3 separate regions of the Mus musculus genome follow, and regions 2 and 3 are each linked to region 1. Evidence: chromatin loops called from intact Hi-C (ENCODE). Cell type or tissue: heart. All regions are shown on one strand. Links, peaks and the distances in the headings refer to the core of each region. The heading gives the core; the rest is flanking DNA.

Region 1 (7,240 bases), core at 1,325-6,324:
TCGCCACCTGGCGGCTGCCGTGAACATAGCAGCCTATCCCGGAGAGGCGATTCGAGGTCTGAACTACGTGGAATTCAAAGAGTGGGGCCCTCTTTTCTTCCGTCCCTAAGAAAAGTAAACCCCAGAGCTGAGCCCAGCCTGTAATTGTCCTCCTAGCAATGGTGGACGTCTTCCCTAAGGAGGACAAGTTGGAATCGGACCTGGAGAGCTTGCATTTGTTTTCAAGCGCCGCACAAAGCTGGGTGCCCAACGCTCAGACAGAAATCCAGCAAGAATCACTCTTAACGTTGTTACGCTCATGTGTGAGAACTAAGGCTGAGTGAGGAACAAGGGCACCTCTACCCAAAGCCACCTACCACCACAGGACCCTTGCACTACCTGTGCTCTGTGTCTGGATCACCTGCAAGCCAAGACAGTGAGTCCACTGTCACAGTCAAAGTCCCTGGTCCAGCAAGGAGACATCTGCAAGTCCATATAGCTTGGATGGGCAAAATTGTCCAGGCACAAACTCAAAAGTGCCCGTGTGTGGAGTAATGTTAGTGGGCAGCTGTGTGTCCAGATCCATGCAACTGGGTAGCAGCATAGGGACTTGTTAGATCCAGAGTAAAATGTCCCTAATGGCCTGCTCAGAGCTATTGGCTCCCAGCTTCAGATCCGCTAGTCTCCTCTGGGCCACAGGATGCAACGATAAACTACATCTCCCAGAATCCCTGGCGGCCAGCTTCCTGTTAGGGTTTGCCAATAGGAGGCACCAGAGCTCAACCGGCCTGTGGTGGACCTTCCTATGGGTCACCTAGGAGAAACCCTTCACAGAAGCACGCTTTGAAACACAACTTAATAATAATGCCGGGCATGGTGGCACAGACCTTTAATCCCAGTACTGTGGGAGACAGAGGCAGGCAAATCTCTGTGAGTTCAAGGCCAGCCTGGTCTACATATCAAGTTCCATACCAGCCTGGGCTACATTTTAAGAACCTATCTCAGAACAAACAGCGCAGACAGGATAGTCATGCCTGAAGGAGCTGGTGCACATCTGTCATCCCAGCACTTGAGAAGAAGAGGCAGGAGGATGAAAAGTGCGAGCCCAGCCTCAGCTACATAGCAAGCTCCAGGGTAGCCTGGCCTATGTGAGAATCTGTCTCAAAAATGCAAAATGACTAAATAAGAAATAAAAAAAAATAAGCCAGGCATGGTGGCACAGCATTAGGAAGGCAGGGGCAGGAAGAGCTCTGTGAGTTAGAGACCAACCTGAGAGACCTTGTCTTATAAATCAACCAATCAATCAATCAATCAATCAATAAAAGGGCAGAGTTAAACAGTAGCCAGGTGTGGGGTGCACATAGAATTTCAGCACCTGAAAGGCAGAGACAGGCGGGAACTCTGATGAGTTCAAGGGGCCTGTTCCACATGGAGAGTTTCAGGGAAGCCAAGGCTATGCAGTTAGACCGTGTTTTTTGTTTTTTGTTTTTGTTTTTGTTTTTTTAAGATTTATTTATTTTGTGTATGAATACACTGTAGCTATTTTCAGACAGACCAGAAGAGGGCATCAGACCCCATTAGAGATGGTTGTGAGTCAACATGTGGTTGCTGGGAATTGAATTCAGGACCTTTGGAAGAGCAGTCAGTGCTCTTAACCACTGAGCCATCTCTCCAGTGGACCCTGTTTGTTTGTTTTTTGTTTGTTTATTTGTTTGTTTGTTTGTTTGTTTCGAGACTGGGTTTCTCTGTATAGCTCTGGCTGTCCTGGAACTCACTTTGTAGACCAGGCTGGCCTGGAACTCAGAAATCCGCCTGCCTCTGCCTCCAGAGTGCTGGGATTAAAGGCATGCACCACCACGCCAGGCAGACCCTGTATTGTTTGTTTGTTTGTTTGTTTGTTTGTTTTGTTTTTGCTTTTTGAGACAGTTTCTCTGTAGCTCTGGCTGTCCTGGAACTCACTCTATCAACCAGGCTGGCCTTGGCCTCGAACTCAGAGATGTGCCTGCCTTTGCCTCCCAAACACTGGGATTAAAGGCATGCACCACCACTGCCAGAAGATTCCTTCCTTTTCTTATTAAAAAAAATTTTTTTTAAATATTTATTTACTCATTTATTATATGTAAGTACACTGTAGCTGTCTTCAGACACTCCAGAAGATGGCATCAGATTTCATTGTGAATGGTTGTGAGCCACCATGTGGTTGCTGGGATTTGAACTCAGGACCTTTGGAAGAGCAGTCGGCGCTCTTAACCACTGAGCCATCTCACCAGCCCCTAAAAAATTTTTTAATTAATTTTTTATGGGATTCCGGCATGTGAGAACCACTGGGTCTGATTTTTAAAAAAGATGTATTTATTTATTTATTTTACATATATGAGTGTTCTATCTGCATGTATACCTGAGTGTCAGAAGAGGGCATCAGATCCCATTACAGGTGGTTGTAAGCACCTTGTGGTTGCTGGGAATTGAACTCAGAACCTCTGGAAGAGCAGCCAGTGCTCTTAACCACTGAGCCATGTCTCCAACCCCCAGGGAGATTTCTTTTTTTCTTTTTTTTTTTTTTTTTTCAAAGTAGCTACTCAGGCATTTAAGCTCTTTTTTTTTTTTTAAGATTTATTTATTGATTATATGTAAGTACACTGTAGCTGTCTTCAGACATACCAGAAGAGGGAGTCAGATCTCGTTAGGGATGGTTGAGCCACCATGTGGTTGCTGGGATTTGAACTCTGGACCTTCGGAAGAGCAGTCGGGTGCTCTTACCCACTGAGCCATCTCACCAGCCCAAATTTCTTTTTTGTTGTTGGTTTTTCTGAGACAGGGTTTCTCTGTGTAGCCCTGGTTGTCCTGGAACTCACTCTGTAGCCCAGGCTGGCCTTGAACTTGGACATCTGCCTACCTCTGCCTCCCACGTGCTGGGATTAAAGCTGTGCTCCACCACTGCCAGGTCCAGGGAGATTTATTTTTAGTTATCTGTGCTGGTTTCAGTTCATGCAGGAAAGTGCAGATGCCCACAGAAGCCAGAATGTCAGTTCCCCTGAGTTGGGAGTTATATGGGTCCTGTGGGTGGAGTTATATGGGTCCTGTGGGTGGAGTTATATGGGTCCTGTGGGGTGCTGGGAACTGAACTTGCAAGGCAGCAGTGCATGTTCTTAGCCACTGAGCCATCTCTCTAGCCCTTATTTATTTGTTTGTTTGTTTGTTTGTTTGTTTGTTTGTTTATTCATAGGCAGGGTCTGGCCATGTAGCCCAGGCTGGCCTACAACTCCCACTCTTCCTGCCTCTGCTTCCAGAGTGCTAAGATACAGGAATAGGCCACCACACCTTGATAGGAATACTTTCTACAAAACTGTCTGTGCTGAACATATTGACATTTGTTCTTACCCCTAAGCATAAGCATATAACACTCTACATATCGTTTTCATCCTATGCGTATTCCAAGTCAGTTACAAATGCTGGGTTTTTTTTTTCTTGTTTTTAAGTGGTTCCCCTGCGTGCCCAGACACTTTTGCAGAGGCCAGAGGAGGACTTGCAGGTCTCAGTTGTCCCCTTTCATTAAGTGCATGCCACGGATTAAACTAGGTCACCAGACTTGGCAGGCTTGGCATTTCCACCCGATGAGCCACCTTGCCAGCCCACGCTTTTTGCTTTGGTTTGTTTTTCCCCAAGATAGAAATGATCTGTGTGATCGATCCTGGCTGTCCTGGGACTCACTCTGTAGACCAGGCTGGCCTTGAACTCAGAGACCCCAGCTTCTGCCTCCTGAGTGCTGGGATTAAAGGCGTGCACCACCACTGCCCAGCTCTATGTTTTATTAAGAAGGATTCAGTCTATCCTGGACTTACTATGTAGCCCAGGCTGGCCTGTAAATCAGTGATCCTCATCTCCTGTCTTTCCAAGTGCTGGGATTACAATGGTGAGCCACCAAGCCTGGTCCTTGATGCCAGTAGCTGAGATGTCAGCCCTCACCAGTGTACCTTGGGGATATGGAGGACTAGAACAAGAAATAAGGTTTTGCCACTAAGTGGCGCCAGAGAGAGGTCTCTGGCCTGCTGGTCTCGCCCTGACTGGACCTCTCCAGTTTTTGTACCTACTCTGCCTGATCCCTCACACTACCTCCCCTTTCCTTTCTGCTCCTACCAGACAGAGCCGCAGCTGCCCCACTCAACCTCCTCTTGAGCACCCCACCCCCATCACTTTTAGTGCATTCTGGCCAAGTTGTTTAAACCTTGGGGAAGACTCGAGAGGCTGGAGAAATAGATAGCTCGGTGGTTAACAGCCTTGGCTACTCTTCCAGGGGACGGGAGTTTAATTCTCAGAACCCACACGGTGCTCACAAGTTCATGTAACTGCGGTTCCAGGAGAGCTAGTGCCCTTTTCTGACTCTCAAAGGCACCAGGCAAACACCTGGTGCTCAGATATACATGCAAGCAAGCATCTGTATACGTGTGAAAATAAAAATGAAAATTTAGGAAGGAAGAAAGAAAAAGAAACTGTGAGGGGTCATGGGGAGTTTCCCCTGGAGGATTTGGGTAGGGCATCAGACACATGCACAAGAGGACCCGTAGGATCAATTTCTTTCTTTTTGTTTTGTTCATTCGTTTTCAAGACAGATTCTCAGTGTGAAGCTCTGGCTATCCTGGAATTTGTGAGATCAGGCTACCCTTGATCTCACAAAGGTCTGCCTGCCCTGCCTCCTGAGCATTGGAGTGGGCGTGTCCACTCCATGTGGCAGACAACTTTAATCCCAGCATTTGGGATTTGGGGGGTAAAGGCAGCGACAGGCAGAGAGCTCCAGGCTAGCCTGGGATACACAGTGAGACCCTGTCTCAATTTTTATTCACACACGTGCAGATCAGAGAAACTCTGGGAGACTGCTTCTCTTCCACCATGGGTTCCGGCCACTGAACTTAGTTTGGTCTTCAGGCTTGCACCACAAACGCTACCTAAGCCATCTTGTTGGCCCTGGCCTGGAACTTTCTGGCCTCTGGCCTTAGCCACCTGAGTCCTGGAATCCCAGGCATGAGCCACCAGGCCAGTCCTCTTTGCCCTCTGTCACTGCAGCCCTTTCATCAGCCTACGCTATCCTCTCTACCTCAGGGGTTCCGTGAGCTCTGCACCTGCCCCGAGACGTCCTCACTGTCCAAACAGGCGGCTGAGGTTCCGGACACCTAGAACTGGAGTCTATGTGACCTGCCCAACTGGGTCCTGCTAAGTGTGCTGGCCTTGAGCCTTACCTGGAGTGACCCCAGGCTAAGGGACAGGACAGGACAGGACAGGACAGGACAGGACAGGACAGGACTAGAGTCTGAGCTTTGGGACTGGCTGGCCCCATTCCTTAGAAACATAAGCCTTTACAGCTAGCCATGAACTAGCCACAGTGAGCGGATCCCTCCCACCTTAGTCTTCCCATCTCCCAGAGAGGCTGAGACAAAGGACGCTCAATACAGCAGACTCCTTTGTTGAGCACCTACTGTGTACGTGGGACTCATGCCTCAGCCTGTGTGTCATAGTTTCATAACAACCCCTAGTTCGGGGGACGGGGGTGGGGGGGTGGGGGGTGTTTCAACCTGTGGGCCACATATCAGATCTTTATATGTTACAATTTGTAACAGTAGCAAAACTACAGTTATGAAGTAGCAACCAAATAACTTTATGGTTGGGGGGTCACCACCACATGAGGGACTACATTAAAAGGTCACAGCGTTAGGAAGGTTGAGAACCACTGCTCTAGAGAGATTAGTGTCTTATAGCCTAGAAGAAACAGGGGAAGAGGTAGCTCACTCAGTTCGGGACAGCCATTTTGTCTCTTTGTTTCTAGAAAGTATCTTTTCTTGAGGCAAGGTCTCATTGTTGCCTTGGCTGGCTTGGAACTTGGTATGATGGGCTTTGAACTCTTGATCCTCCTGCCCCTCTGCCTCCCTAGTGCTAAGATTATAGACCTGCATTGCCCGCCACACCAGGTAAGACATTTCCAATCTATGGAAAAGTACAGATCTGAAGGAATACAAGCATGGTGCCCACAGACCAACTGTTTCTTCCCCAGCTAAAAGCACTGACAGCATTCAATTCCCAGCATCCCCATGGTGGCTCACAACTGTCTGTAGCTCCAGCTCGAGTGCCTTCTTCTGGCCTCGAAGGCACCGTCTGCACCTGGTACACAGACACTCATATAGACAAAAACACCCATGCCCATTAAAAATTAATATTTTTTTTTAAAAGATTTATTTATTTATTATATGTAAAGTACACTGTAGCTGTCTTCAGACACTCCAGAAGAGGGTGTCAGATCTCGTTACAGATGGTTGTGAGCCACCATGTGGTTGCTGGGATTTGAACTCTGGACCTTTGGAAGAGCAGTCGGGTACTCTTACCAACTGAGCCATCTCACCAGCCCGAATATTTTTTTTAAAAATCCAAAAATCCAAACAGGTCAGTGCCTACCTGGATACAGAACAGGTTCGGGCCAGCCTGGGCAACATATTGAAATCCTGTCTCAATATAAATGGTTAAGAAAATAATAAAATAAGTCATGCATTATGGGGCAGAGCTTTAATTCCAGTACTCGGGAGGCAGAGGCAGCCAGAGGCCTGCCTGGTTTATGTGGCTCTTGGAAGGTGGAGACTGCAGAATGACTTCAAGGCCCAGCTGTATACTGTTTATGCCAGCGCTCCAGAAGCAGGTAGATTTCTGAGTTTGAAGCCAGCCTGGTTTACAGAGTGAGTTCTAAACCAGCCAAAGCTACATAGTGAAACCCCGTCTCAAAAAAAAAAAAAAAAAAAAAACAAGAAAGAAAGGGTTCAAGGCCAGCCTGACGACCTACACAAGATCTTATTTCAAAGAAATACAGTCTAGAACATTCAGAGGGGGAGCACTGGGCTAGCACGGATGAGGTACTTGCTCCAACACCAACAAACAATGCTCTCCTAACCTCTTTATCCAAGCTCCCTCCCAGCTCCAGGGTAACAGCTGTGCCTTCTGGAAGCCCTTCATGCATTCCTAAGCCCAAAGTAATGGCTTACTCTTGAGATTCCAGCACTCCGAGGCTAAGGCAGGCTAGCCTGGGCTATCTGAGATTCCCTGCCTTCACCCAACCCCCACCCCATCCCCACTTTCTCAAACACAAGCCCGGGTGTGTGCCCGCGGACCCTTAGCGGTCCCCTCTGCAGGGCGCCGGCACCGCGGATCCCCTTAGGGGAATCGGAGCCATTTCGAAAGGCAGGACCACACCTCACATCCCCTGCGGGCTTCGCTCTCGAAACGG
Region 2 (7,240 bases), core at 1,291-6,290, 160 kb after region 1:
GGAGTGAGCCGGGCCAGAGTGAGCTGGGCCAGAGTGAGCTGGGCCAGAGTGAGCCGGGCCAGAGTGAGCCGGGCCAGAGTGAGCTGGGTGGGGGACAAGAGGGAGAATGGAAGTGGAGTAGGGGGAGTTGACCTGTGGATTAGAGATGTTTGTACTGGGAACACCCAAGGGGTCTCAGAGGGTCCTCTCTGTCTTTGGATAGTTACTTCCATGGTCTAGAAGGTTCTGCTTCCAGGAAGTAAGGGTACTAGTAGTTAGTTACTCAGTCCTTAGGTCCAGGGGGCCACGGGAGTGGCAAGTGTGCGGAGTGGTCTTGTGTTTTGGGTAGTAGCTGCTGGGGGCCCTGTAAGTACTGCTTACCCTAGAGCTAGGTTTCTCATGTTGCTGTCAAATAAATGCCCCAGTGATTTCCTGTTCCCCACTGAGGTGCTTGCATGATGAGACTTAGTACTGAGTAGGTACTAAGCGCTAAGTGCCAGGGTATGGGTTCTCCCATTATTGTTAATTGCTTTTACTGTGAGGGGCCCAGCTGGGCCAGGGTCCTGATGGAAATCTCTGCCTGCATGGTGTCAAGGAGTTTTAGGCCATGGTTCCTCCTCGTACCACCCAGGACTCCGTGGGTTCTATAGAACCTGCTCTCCGGGTTCTGTAGAACATCACGTTTATTACATGCGCACCATGGTAGAATTCTGTGGTGGATTGATTACCTTGGGGAGGGGAGGGCTGGGTGGCCTGGACCTCGGATCTCGCCTGATATTTTCTGGAGTGGAAAGCACCAGGGACTGGGCAGGCGATGGTTCCCGCCATGCCGACCCCACCCATTCTCCCGTTCCTCAGCAGGAGCGGTTGAAAGCACAAGAGCATCGAACGGAGATGGAGGAGAAGATTAGCAAGAGGAGCCTGGAGACCACGGGCAAGGCCGGCCTGAGTGCCGCAGGCCCTGGGCTCCTGCCTCGAAAGTCTGCCGGCCTGGCCAACGGCCCGGCAGGCAGCCACGGCAAGGCCGTGAGCCCACCCCCGTCTCCCCGAGCCTCCCCCGTGACCTCTCTGAAGGCCAAGGTCATCCAGAAGGTGGAAGATGTGTCTAAGCCTCCAGCCTATACCTACCCCGCCACACCTAGCTCGCACCCCAGCAGCCCACCACCTGCCTCCCCACCTCCTACCCCTGGGCTCACCCGAAAGGAAGAGGCTCCCGAGAACGTGGTGGAGAAGAAAGACCTGGAGTTGGAGAAGGAGACGCCCAGTCCGTTCCAGGCCCTGTTCACAGGTGGGAATGTAGGACAACGGCTGCCTTGCCCTGGGACACTGCGTTTCCGAGTGTTTATTGGCTTGGTTTCCCCTTCAGCTTGTCTGTTCATATGCTCGTTCATTCATTCATTTGCTGGCTCACTCATTTATCCACTGGATCCATTCATTCATTCATTCATTCATTCACTCAGTCCTTTTTGCTGAGTACTCTGTAGAGCCCACTGCCCAACTCTGAAATGAATGCAACTGAGATTTCTTCTTGGTCCCTTGTAAGTGGAGTGCAGGAGACATAGGCCTGATAGTATCCCTGCAGGATGCTCAGGGCACAGCAAAAAGCCAGACCTGGGAACTCCGTATGTAGTCACCCTGGGAACATCAGCGGTTCCCATCTGGGCAGCCTCCTTGACCCTCACACATGTTGTTCCAGCGCCTGGTAGTCATCAGGACTAGCCGCAGGTGGCTTTTGGGTATATGTCTGCATTTCTGGGGACCATAAAGACTGTGAAGTTGTATTTGGGAGGATTTGGGTTCAGTGCCGTGTTGCACGGGGACTGGCCTGCTCTGGAGCCCTTTGGTGTGATGCTATGCTAAGGGTTGACGCATGCCTGGCCTGGAGCATACGCCGGCACACGTGTGCTCCGTTCCCTAGGCTCCTCCTGCTGGGCACTGCCCAGGTGTGTGTCAGGCTTAAAGCTGCCTCGGTCATTCCAGCCGGCCCTGACACTGAGGCTTAAACTGTATTACTGTGAAGGATTTTGCTCTGTTGTGTTTTGAGACAGTGTCTCCCTATGTAGCCTAGGCTGGCCTTGAACTCACAGTGCTGGAATTAAAGGCATGTGCTGCCATGAGAGTTTTGAACACATGCCTTATTGGTGTGAGATACAGCCTGGGCTGACTGACAGATCTTCATAGAGCTTGTTTAAGCTTCTGGTTCAGTTTTTTTTTTTTTAAAGATTTATTTATTATTATGCATAAGTACTCTAGCTTATTTACTTCAGACACACCAGAAGAGGGTGTCAGATCTCATTAGGGGTGGTTGTGAGTCACCATGTGGGAATTGAACTCAGGACCTTTGGAAGAGCAGTCAGTGCCCTTAACCACTGAGCCATCTCACCAGCCCCCTTCTGGTCCAGTCTTGATTCATCTTCATGAGGACAAGAAGGTGGCTGCAGACTTTGCTCTCAAGGCTCAGTCGGACATGTAGAAGGGTCCTGGGTTATTTCAGAGGGCAGTGGAGGTGAGGCAGGGGACCACTGCTCCCTACCCTGCAGCTTGTCTAGCAGGGAACAGAGCCTTGGGGAGCCTCCTTCACTGACATCTTCTGTCCTTGACAGATATTCCTCCCAGGTATCCATTCCAAGCCCTGCCGCCGCACTACGGGCGACCCTACCCCTTCCTGCTGCAACCCGCTGCGGCCTCTGATGCCGATGGCCTCGCCCCAGATGTGCCACTCCCAGCTGATGGGCCCGAGCGCCTGGCACTGTCTCCTGAAGATAAGCCCATCTGCCTGTCACCCTCCAAGATCCCAGAGCCACCTCGGGACAGCCCAGAGGAGGAGCAGCTGGCTGACCGGGAGGTGAAGGCTGAAGTTGAGGATATCGAAGAGGGCCCCACAGAACTGCCTCCCCTTGAGTCACCATTGGCCCTGCCCGTCCCAGAGACCATGGTGGCCGTGAGCCCCGCAGGTGGCTGTGGAGGTAGTCCTCTCGAGGCCCAGGCGTTGAGCACAGCAGGTCCGGGCTGCCGGGAGCCCTCTGAAGTTTCAGACTTTGCACAGGTTGCCGAGCCGCAGATAGAACTACCGAGTAAGACAGAGCACCGCATGACTGCCCTGGAGTTGGGGACACAGCTGACACCCGAGCCACTGGTAGAGACTAAGGAAGAGCCGGTGGAGGTGCCCCTGGATGTGCCGATGGAGGAGCCCACCACAGAGGCAGGGCCTGAGGACAGTCTGCCCCAGCCATCTTTGACTGAGCCTCAGCCCAGCCTTGAGCTCTCAGACTGTGATTTGCCTGTCCCAGAGGGCCAGTGTCTCAACCTGGAGGCCCAGGAGGCTGTGCCTGCTCCTGCCAGTACCTGTTATCTGGAAGAGACCCACTCCGAATCCCTCCTGCCTGGCCTGGATGACCCACTGGCCGGCATGAATGCACTGGCAGCTGCAGCCGAGCTGCCCCAAGCCAGGCCTCTGCCCTCCTTGGGTCCTGGAGTCCCAGCCGGGGAGAAGCTGGATACAGCCCCCAGCCTCGTCCTGGAACACAGCTTTCTGCAGGGCATCACCCTCTTGAGTGAGATAGCTGAGCTGGAGCTGGACCGGAGGGGCCAGGAGGCTGCAGGTAAGCATTGGGCTGAAGGCTTCCAAGACTCTTATTCAGTGGTGGGGGTGCATGCCTTTAATCTCAGCATTCCTGAACTATGACTTGCTTGTTCCAGAGCTCAGTGTCTGAACCTGGAGGCCCAGGCCTATCTCTGTGGTTCTAGTAAGGCCAACTTGGTCTACGCTACCCAGATCTTCAGAGTAGATTTACACATTTAGGTTGTTTTTTGTTTTTTGTTTTTTGTTTTTTTTTCTTAAAAACTTCAAAGATTGCCAGAATATGTTTTATTCACAGATTTTTTGTTTTGTTTTGTTCTGTTTTTGCTTTTAATTATAAAATAAGGCTTGGTGGCATAGGCCACCCATCCATCCCAGCTACATGGGAGCCTGAGGCAGGAGGATTGTGAGTTTAAGGCCAGTTGGATTAGAGAATAGAAGGCCAGCCAAGGCAACTAATCAAGACCCTGTTCTCACCATAAAAAGTAAAAAGAGGGCTGAGGTGTGGCTCAGTGGTAGAGCACCTGCCTAGAATCCCCCAGTGAGGGGCTGGGGTGTGGCTCAGTGGTAGAGCACCTGTCTAGCCAAGAGGGTCTTGGTATCATCCCCAGAAGTGCAAATTAAATAAGTAAATAAATAGTCCCCTTTCTGGTTCAAGTGTCAGTTGGGATAGTAGAGTGCTTGCTTTAGCCATTGACCATGGGTTCCATGTCCAGTATTGAAGTGGAGCTAGGAGCTGTGAGAAACGTGTATAACCAGAGGTTCCATTGTGATGGACTTAAGCCCCCAGGCCCACCCCCTCCCCCCTGTGTCTTATGAAAGCAAGAGTTTTGAGCAGGTGGGTGGGATGTTGGCAGCAAGAGGGGTGACTCTGTGGGTAAAAAGGCACCTATCTTGAGCCCTGGAACTTATGTAGTAGCAGAGGAAAACTGATTCGCAAAAGATGTTCTCTGAATTCCACATGTGTGCTGCGGCTATGTTAGATCCTCTGCAATTCCCCCAACCCACCCATCCCCCCAAAAAAGAGAATTTAAATGCTCTTGGAACCGAAGTTGAGCAATCAGGACCTAACATTAAGTAGAGTCTGGGTACTTAAGTCGTCTTGAGTCTTTTTCTCCTGTGATTATCCGGTTGGTTCTTCCTTTTTCTGCCTCTGTCTCCTGTTCTACTTTTCTCTGTTGACCTCGTTTTTTGCCAGGCTCGTTCTCCTCACTGGGGCTTCCAGGAGTTCCTCCCATGCCTTCTGGCCTGCTCAGCTGGGCTGAGTCTGTATCTTTCCCAGAAATTCTAGGAAGAACTCTGAGACACCTCATCCTGGGCCCACTGGGGTTCATGCTTTTTAGTACAAAAAGCCTGGGGAGTCGGCACCAAGGGTAACGCCCTGTTGCGTGAGTGTGAAGATCCCTAGAACCCATCTGAAGCTAGCTAGGCGTGCATGCCTCTGAAATTCCTTGGTTGCTCCAACAGAATTGGAGGCAGAAGGAGAAGCATTCCAGGAATTCAGTGGCCTTTGAGCCTGTTGTCTACACAAGAACAAGACATACTTTCTCAGATAAGGAGGGAGACTGACACCTGACTTGTGTGTTCTGTAGGGGTGGGGCCACTCACCTATGAATGCACACATGCACACACAAACGCACACACATGTGTGCATGCACTCACATGCATGCACCTGCACACATGTACACACACACACAGAGGAAGTCCTTTTGTTTGGGGAGCAGGGACTGCTTTCATGCACCTCTACACTGGACCCCTGTTGCTTTTTTGAGGAATCTCTCCCAATTCTACTAGTGACAAACCCCCAAATCAAAGGCCAGCCATGAGCAACATCTGGACCCATCTCTCAGTCACCCCCTAGTAGTGACAGCCACAAGCTGATGTGTGTGCCTGGGCCCCTTTGACTAGAGAGTTTCTTTCATTCTTTTTATTATTTTTTATTTTAAAGACAGATATGAAGCCCAGGCTGGTCTAGGAGTTAGAGCAATTCCCCTGCCTCGTCTTCCTGAGTGCTGGGATTGTAAATATGCTGTAGACCTATCCAGTCATTTTTCTTCTGTTTGTAGATGCCTGACCTTTGCCTGTCTTTGTTTTTAGACTTTGACTCCCTCTGGAAGGTTCGTTCTCGTTCTCTCTCTCTTTCTCTCTCTCTCTGTCTCTCTCTCTCTCTCTCTCTCTCTCTCTCTCTCTCAAGTTAGGGCCTGCCCTAATAATCTCTACCCTCTGTAGAAACCATTGTACATAGGCCACACCCCCTTGCGCCTGGTTGGTCGGAATGTCGCATACCTGCCGTGCTGGTATTTAGCAGGCTGCAGCAGGAGGCTCTCAAGATGACTAGGATTCACATCCAATTTGCTAAGTTAGGGGTCTGGCTTGGAATGTGTCTTCTGGTGCGCTTTGGACCAACCAGGCTGGCTGTGTGAAGGGAGAAGGAGCAGGCAAACAGCCGTCCCCTTCTGTAATTTGGCTTCCACCATCCTCTGCCCCCATGGGGATGCTGAAGCCATAGGGGTGGGGCAGAACAGGCTGGCCCACTTCAGTCTGATGTGCTAGGAACCTGGTGGGTTCACTGCTGCATGGAGTTCATTTATTTTACAAATAAAACCTGGGCTGGAGAGATGGCTTAGCTCACAAGCCAACATACAAGCATAAAGCCCTCCCGCTGGGTGGCACAGGGCTGTCATTGCAGCTGTGAGAGCCAGTCTGAAGAACTGTTGTAAAGCAAGAAGGTCTGAAGCTGTAGCTCAGGGTACAGTGGGTGCCACACAGAGCCCTGGTTCCATCTCTTGTTCTGTATAAGCCAGGTGTGGTGGGATAGCCTGTCACCCGGCAGAACCCAGAGTGTCTGGGGCTCAAAGTCACTCTCTTGTGTCCAGGCTAGCCTTGACACATGAGGTGCTGTCTTAAAAACAAAAAAGAAATGGAGACATCTTTAGGAGTCCAAGGCCAGCCTGGTCTACCTAAGTGAGTCCCAGGTCAGCCAGAGTAAAACAAAATAAACAAAACAAAATAAAAATTCAATGATTATATAAATAAAAATAAAAAATAAAACCCCAAACCACTGATTTTTCAATGAGCGAGGAGGAGGTTTTTTTTTTTTTCTTCTTTTCTTTTTTGTCACCTCTGTTGGCAGCAGTAATTCTGGTTGTAACCGGTTCAGGAAGACACTGTTGCCATCTAGTGGGGAGAGTCAGGGAGGCTTCAGTGATTGATGGAGCTTGTACAGGACAGTCCCCAGCAGAGTCCATCCCGCATTAGGAACAGGGCTGCGGAGCCTGATTATTGTTAAGGGCTGGGATTACTCACGCTCACCCTCTAGGCCTTCAGACACGGGGGGAGGTTTGCATTTTTTTCCTCAAGCACGCAAAACTGGTTAACTTTGAGACTGGAAAAAAATATCAGTTCGAAAATGCAAAGTGAACCAACGAGACAGCTCAGTGAGGGAGGTGCTTGCTGCTAAGCCTGAAGATCTGGGTTCGATTCTCTATAACTCAGGATGCAAGTAGAGAACCAATTCCTGGAAGTTGTTCTTTGACCTCCGCATACACACTGTTGTGTATATAGCACATTTTCTTTCTCTCTGTTTCTCTTTCAAACACATACACGTGCACATACACACACGCACGCGCGTGTACACATGTGCGCGCACGAACACACAGTAATAAGTTAAAATAAAAATAA
Region 3 (7,240 bases), core at 1,569-6,568, 110 kb after region 1:
CTTGGGAAAGTGCCCTGTGACTTGTGTAAGGTTATGTTTTTATTTTAGGTCGGCTTTGCTTTATGTGCCTCAGAGCCCACAGCTTCCCTGTGTGACAGAATGTTTTCAATTTTGAGGAGATTGCTTCCACACACAGGAATTAGGGGTGGGGGTGGGGGGGCACTCAACCTATAACAGAGCCCCCCAGAAGAGGGAGCTGTATCAGGGGAGTAGAGTGGTGCAGGGGGCATCCTGAAGGAGAATCAAGGTTTCCAGAAAAAAAAAAAAAAAAAGAAAAAAAAATTCAAGTGGGCAGGGTCTCCCTGGCCAGAGCAGTTCTAGAAGTTTCTTGAGAAATGATGCATTGTGGCTGCTGAATCTGGATACGCACAGGTGTTTGTGGGGGTCTCCTGCTTCCTGCCCCCTCCTCTCTGAGGTACAAACGCAGAGGTGTACTGCCTGGACGCTGTGAAGGGTGCGTGTCGTCACATCAGGTTTGATCTTTCTTGGGGATTGGGGGTGGTGGGGTGGTGGTTTTGGCTTTCAGTGGATGGGAAGGGATGGGAAGAGATTGACAGGGGAGTGGGCGCCGACTGGGGAGGAGATGGGAGGGGGCTTTCAAAGCTGTAGCCATGGGAAATGTTTTTCTTTCCTGCTTGAAAGAAAATGCATGCTAATGAAAGATAAAAAGGAGAAAAAAAGGAGGGGGAGTGAGGTGGGGAGAGAGAGAGAGAGAGAGAGAGAGAGAGAGAGAGAGAGAGAGCTGGAAATGTACTGGCTCAGGAGATATGGTCAGAGTCACCCCCCCATCTCTTTCTTGACTGGGGGGGGGAGAGTGACCTTACTTAGATTGCCCCCACTTCCTTGGGTCTTAGGGGCCTTCTTGATGAGTGTGTCTCTGCCTGGCAAAGACACTAGACACAGCAGCCTACCAGCAAGAGAGAGGCTGTGGAATTGAGAGATGGTATGTGTGATTGATTATCCAGGTGTTTGGACCTCCAAATTAATCTGCCCTGGGGTCCTGGGCGGTATGGAGAGCTGCACCCGCCTTTATAACCACGCCCATCCCTACCCACTAGAGAATCTCGGTTTTTTTCTGGTTAAAAAAAATATGTTTCACACACACACACACACACACACACACACACACACACACACACACACATTTAAAAAGCTCTCATCTGCTGTGTGTATATGGAGCATGTCTGCAAGGCCATTCTCTTCTGACTACCCGGCTTCCCAGGCTGGCCCTCAGATCATCAGTCTTGGTGGCAAGAGCCTTTATCTACTGAGCCATCTTGCTGGCCCCGTTTATTGATTTTTTTGAGAGGGAGAGAGGCTGATTGACTGAACTGCAGGCCTCCCTCGGTTTGTTAGACAGCACAGGATGACCTTGAACTCGTGTTCCGCCGACTTCCACCTCCCAGGCTCTGGAGGATAGCTATATACCATCACAAATAACTAGAAAATAAATGAAAACTAGAGTTTTACTTATTTTCCTCCTTATGGAACAAGGTTTCACTATGAAGCCTTGGCTGGCCTGGGAAGCCTTTGGAGCGCCGCGCTTGTAAGTCTGAACCACGGCCACCCTCAAGGCTCCAATGGCCTGGGGTCGAGATAGAGCTGAGGCCTAGAGTTGGATGGAGCTCTTGACTACCTTGTGTGGTGTGTGAGTGGCTGGATTCCATTTACAGCAGCAGAAGTGGGGAAAAAGGTCCAAAGAGAGCCCAAACTCCCAGCCTAAGCGACTTCCTTGGTGTGTGGCTGTGACCTCCGCCATCTCCATGAATCCTTTTAGGACAGTATCACAAATCACGGAGCTCTGCGGTGGCTTCCCCGAGCAACATAGAAAAAGCTGGGAGGGCTCAGCTACAAGGGGTGGGACAGCCCCAATTTGGTAGCGGCCAGCCCAGATTTGGAGGCACCACGTGGGTGAGGGAGGCGGGAGGCCAGGAGCTGCCTCTGGGCGCCAGGCATGCTGTGGAATTTGAGCCATTGCTCCCTAGCATGCACGGGCCTGCCAGGCAGCCCCGCAAAGGCCCAAACAAAGCTGGGAGCCAGAAGGAAGGGGGAAGGGAAGGAACTTCTGAGACCAGGCAGCCCCCTCCTGGGGCACCAAGTCCCCACCTAGGTGCAGTGCCCCTCCCCAAACACACGTGCTGCCAAGCCCTCCATTAGTCACCCCGGCACTCACACACAGAAATCCGATTAGTCACACCCCGCACAAACTGGCTGCGGAACACACCCGGTCACACCCAGACAAAGACCAGAGGTCCCCAAAGAGGCCTCGTTTGTCCATCGGGGGTTTGTTCCCCATTCCCCAGGGACTAGCTTGGCGTTTGCGGGGGTGGGAGTGGGCAGCGCAGCCTGGGGTACACAGGCCTTTTCCGCAGCAGCAACCCCCCTATTACCGGACACTCTCCTCCTTAAATAACCACAGTACCCCTGACCTCTTTCCAAACTCCTCACGGGGGCACACACACTATAATGTACACGCACCAGTGTCCTTGGCCACCTCCTCTTCTGTTTCTCTAGGGGTGTGTGTGTGTGGAGGGGGGGGTGGGTTGGCACTGGCCCCCTCCCCCACGCCAGTTCTGGGACGGGTCTAGCAGGAAAACATCCCCCCCAAGGTCACCGCAGCTCTAAAGCGGCTGCCGAGGAGCTGATTTATTTGCGGTTTCTTTGCAGTAACGCTATCGCTCTGATTCCGGGGAGGGAGGGAAAAAAAATAGGAAGAAGAAAGAAAAAGAAAAATGCTTGCGGTGGAGTTTAACCTTGGATGAAACTGGCAAAGCTTTGTTGTTTTTCCGAGGCGCTTCGTTGGGGCCTTGCAGGGACTGCTAGCCCGGGAATGTGGATCTACAGCCTCTTGCTGCTCGGCTACTACGCGGGTCAGTGCTCACATTTCTCTGCGCCGGGCCCAAAGCCCTCGGCTCCTCTAAAAGTGCTTTTGAGACATCGTTGGGAATCTAAGAGCTCCGTGGGTGAGAGCAAGGTTTCCATATCCCTGCACCTCGCATCTGACACACAGAGAAGCAACCGAGAGGGTAAATGCTTGCCCCCCCCCCCCCCCCCGTGCAGCTGTCCCCACCCTGAGCCCCATGCACTCACAGGGACCAGCATAATCGTCTGTTGCCTGCCCCTTTGGCAAAGAAAATTCTTGTAGCATGAGACGTTAGAAACCGCAAATACACTCCCTTGGGTAGTTCGCCCTCCCTCCCACCCCCCTTAGGTTTAACAGTCACGCTATGGCCGCCATCGCCAGATGACCAATGCCTGCTTTCTGGATGGTTCGGTTCTGAGAATCAAGGCGCGTGGTGGGCTCGGGAAAACCGGACCCAAAGGAGGCGTTTCGGGGTGTCCTTGGCAAGGAGGCAAGGGAAGGTCCTGTCTCCAAATACCATGCCTGTAGCCACTTTGATCGGTTCTTGTATGCTCCCTCCCCCAAAGTAGATCTCTTGTAAAGGGCCTGAGATTAATACGGGGTCTAGAGGTCCTCCTTCTTGGCATAAATGACCTCACAGCCACCCCAGCCTCATTGAACTATACTAAAGAAAGTGCCTGGGCCCAGACCCCGTACCCCAGCTGCCGGTGATCTGTGAGGCCCGATACTCCCGATGCTGGCACTGTGTGGGTGAGGCAGTTCCCTCTCTTTGGCGAATGGGGAAGCTCCTGGCTGGCTTCCCTGCGTGGTCTCGGGGTCCTCAGGCCATGACCAAGGAGAGAAGAGTGCCTGGCCCTGCCTCGGGGAGGAGGGCCAGAGTGCAGATTTATGACCCTAGCCGCTCCCTGCGCACCAAATGCATCTCAAGCCAGACAGTGGAATGTAAGACCCGACCCGGGCCGGAGGAGGAGGCCAGGGTCGGAGGCGGGGCTGAGAGGAGCAGAAATCCGAAGTGGCCTGGTGCCACCGCCCCTGGGCTGCGAGTTGCCCGCTGGGGACCGAGGTGGTGTGCAAGGCTCTGGCACCACATCCTTGATTTTGTTGGCGGGTGTGGGCTACCCTTGGCTGGATGAACTCCAGGATACCCAGCTGCTGATGGGCCAGCCGCAGCGAGAGACTGCGAGCGTGGCTGGGCCCGGCATGGCCTCTCCGGGTTTTAGTGGCGCCCCGGCCAGGAGCTCCGGGGCAGCCGGATTTAGGATCTACGGAAACAACCGCCTTACACTCTATGGTGGCATCGCCGGAGGCACAAACTGGCTTTCTCTTAGCGTCCCGGTCACTTAGTCTCCAGTGGAGTTCCACTCCCTGGGAGAGCTGGTTCACGGCAACCGATAGAGAAGGTCACCTGAATGAAAACTAGCTTTTCTTTTTTTTTCTTTTTGTATTCCCCACCCTCCTGCGCCCTGTTCCCCTGATGGAGGGGCATGGTGGAAACCTGTCCACACGGCTAACAACCTCCGGATTGTAGAAGATGAGGGTTCAAGCTTTCGTGGGGCAGAAGTGAGGGGAGCGCGGGGTTCCCTGGAGCCGGACAAAGGCGCACCGCAGGGAAGGCAGCCGCACTCAAGGTTGGCCTGTCCTCTGGTTTTACAACAAAGAGCTTTGAGTTTTGTCCGCGGGGACTCGTCCAGAGCTTCCAGACCTGGACCGGGTATCTGGAAGAATACACCAAAAGCCTCAGGAGTGTCCGGGGACAACCATGCCGGACCAGGCAGGCCAACCCGGTGGGTTGCCCGGGAATTGCGTCCTTGGACTTCGCGGAGGTCCCCCACGATTTTCTCTCCAGTCAGTACAACACACACACACACACACACACACACACACACACACACACTGCGTCAACAGAATTTTTCTGGCCACGGATCCCACCGGGTAAACAAGCGTGGGGGATGGGACGCGGAAGATGGCGCTTGGACTCTTGGTCCCTGCGGTTGTCTCCAGCTCAGTTTCAGGACGAATATACAGGGCTTTTGTAGATAAAGTGTGGCCCAGCCCGGCTTGGAGGTTATTTCCCCAGACCTGGAGACTCTCTGAAGTGGTGGTGTAGTGTAGCCTCTGCTTCTCTAGAAATGTCCCCACGCCCCAACATGGCTCCCGACCACTGTTAAATGTGGGGGACACAGGGACAAGGAGACCTGGCCTGTGCACCGCACGTTGTACTTGGCAGCCTTGAGAGTTGCAGGGGTTTGCTCAGTGTTCCCCTCCCGGGGGCCAGGGATCGGGGCCACCGTTCCCCAGGTTCAGCGCACCCGGTGGCCTGAGGGCCGAGTGGCAGGTCGAGAGGGGACTGGGGAGCCGAGCCGTACATTCCAGAGGGGAGCGGGTCGAGTTCCGCCCCAACCTCAGCCCTAATGAAACTCTGGGTCGGTCGGTATGCCACGCCGACGGGGCGCACACTTGAAAAATGCAAACGCCATCGGCAAATCCGGGGCAAATTGGAATAATTTTTTATTAGCAGCTAAATGATTTATGGCACACATACCCCGCCGTCACAATTACGGCGTCTTGGAGCATCCAGGGGTGAAAACATTAAACATTTATAAAAACAGGCCTTTGTTTTTTTCCAACCCCGCAAGCCTTTTGCACAATCCCCCCACCCCACTCCGACTCTCTCAAGATACATATTTTTTCTTGAGCTGTATTAAAATAAGAAAAACATTCTGGATCCCGGGAGGGATGAGGGGGTTGGGGGGAGACCAGGGCCTGCGCTCTGAATATTGGAGGGCGTTGGGGGGTGGGGGAAAGCGAGCGACTGAGGCGTGGGAGGGTTTAACTAGGAACCCACAAAGGCCTCTGGATAAGACTCAAGGGCACTAGGCGCCCCCCACCCCCTCAGCCCGTTTCTCTCTTGTTTCCAGAAGCCCTCGCAGCTTAACAGCATTTATTTTATTTCTTGCAATCAACTCCCCCCCTCCCCTAAGGCACACAGACACAATACCTCCTTTCTCTAACCCCCCTCTCTCCGTCTTTGCTCCTGCCGGTCCCCGGGCAGCACCGGTCGCCTCCGGTCGCCCCTGGCTGCCACTGAGACCCCGTCGCCCAGCTCCGAGCGCGCGGACACCGCCGCTCAGTTCCCCTCAGCTCCGGCTATTTTCGTTCTTTTCTCTCCCTCTCCCTCTCTCTTCTCCCTCCTCTCTCCTCCCCCCACCGAGCTCCAGCTTCTAAAAGAGGGCAGCCTAGAAACCAGCCCAGAAAGCTCCAGGAAGGGCAACTTGAAACTGCTCTCAAGAGGCTGAATTTTTTCCCCCCTTCAAATTTATCCTGGAATTAAATTAGACACCCCCAGCTCTCTCTCGAATCTTCCCTCTTTTTTTTTCCTTCTAAAAGTGGAGGAAAGAAAAATAGAACGGATGAGCACTAACTAGCTCATTAAAAAAAAACTCTCAAAAATTGCCTTAAAAATGGATTTTCTTAAAAAAAAAATAGCAGCAGCAGGAAAACGCTGAGTCCGCAGAGCAGGGCGAAAGAGCGGGCTTCTTTTGTTTTAATTAAAACCCTATAGTTGCTCTCGAGGTAGGATCTGCAAGGCTCTCTGTCTTTCCAAGCTTCCTTTCCAGGGTAGGTAATGCCTAGCTGGGCTCGGGCTCCGAGAGGGTGCAGGGGATCTCCCCACCCTTTAGAACGGGTCCCTTCGGCAAGGATCACACTCCCTGGGTCCCCAGTCAGGTAGACTGCCGTCGGCGGCTCCCTGCCACTTAACTTCGAAAGTTTTTTTTTTTTTTTTTTTTTTTTTTTTGCTGAAAGAGCAAAATAAAAGTACAAAGTCTGGGGGATTAGTGCTCCCCTCCCCCTCTGGCCGCCGTGGCCAGCCAAGCACTTTTGGGCTTGGCTTGCTTCCTCTGAGCTCAACAGATTTTTTTTTTTCCCTTTCCCGGTCTCGCCCTCCCTGGAGGGGGCGCGGCGGATGGAAGGCGAGAGAGGCCCCCAGCCAAGAGGTTTTTAATATTACACCTTAATAGGTTTCAGAAGGCCCCGTGGAGAAATGCTAATAGGGCTGAAATGTCAGAACCGAGAGGGATTCAGCTCGCGTTCCGCCGATCTAATCCTTTTTTCTGCTCTGGTTTTTCTTGGCGGGGAAAGGGGGAAGGAGGGGCGCCCACGCCAAAAGGGGCTTTGGGGAGGGGCGCGCGGTGCGCACTCGGCCGCAGAGCCCCACAGCCCGGGTTTCTATAGGAACCTTTTATAAGATGCAACTCACCGCTGCCGACCGCCGCGGCCTGTCCAAAATATTAATCAGTAAAGCCTTCTGACACCGCGTTTCAGGGAGGGGACCCGCAGGCAGGGGCAAAAGGAAAAAAAAAAGGCCTTGTCGCCTGC

The links. A loop is a pair of places that touch in the nucleus more often than their neighbours do. Peaks named below come from ENCODE experiments on the same cell type or tissue, not always from the same donor. Only the 100,000 strongest peaks of a DNase experiment are listed, where the experiment ranks them.
Region 2: a loop joins it to region 1, with 2.8 times the contacts of the local background. A loop is called at or near these places in 8 of 42 quality-filtered maps.
Region 3: it touches region 1 in a loop (3-fold over the local background); 6 of 42 quality-filtered maps call a loop at or near these places.

Annotation. Positions count from the first base shown.
Region 1 is chr5:142,929,275-142,936,514 of GRCm38, reverse strand. No RefSeq gene overlaps it. Among named protein-coding and RNA genes, the nearest start is that of Actb, 26 kb to the right of the region's middle. In heart, for the core only: CTCF peaks have their summits at 1,512 (motif pointing right) and 3,991 (motif pointing right); DNase peaks (open chromatin) are centred at 4,014 and 5,074; H3K4me3 peaks cover 504 bases; H3K27ac peaks cover 2,196 bases.
Region 2 is chr5:142,767,646-142,774,885 of GRCm38, reverse strand. It overlaps Tnrc18 (trinucleotide repeat containing 18), which reads left to right. Exons shown (of 28, transcript NM_001122730.3): 9 at 841-1,267; 10 at 2,583-3,581. Among named protein-coding and RNA genes, the nearest start is that of Gm31365, 41 kb to the left of the region's middle. In heart, for the core only: no CTCF peak of the experiment used is centred there; a DNase peak (open chromatin) is centred at 3,470; H3K4me3 peaks cover 398 bases; H3K27ac peaks cover 2,147 bases.
Region 3 is chr5:142,818,354-142,825,593 of GRCm38, reverse strand. It overlaps a transcript of Tnrc18 not described here. Among named protein-coding and RNA genes, the nearest start is that of Tnrc18, 4.3 kb to the right of the region's middle. In heart, for the core only: a CTCF peak has its summit at 3,943; DNase peaks (open chromatin) are centred at 2,063, 2,203, 3,853, 5,203 and 4 weaker places; H3K4me3 peaks cover 5,000 bases; H3K27ac peaks cover 5,000 bases.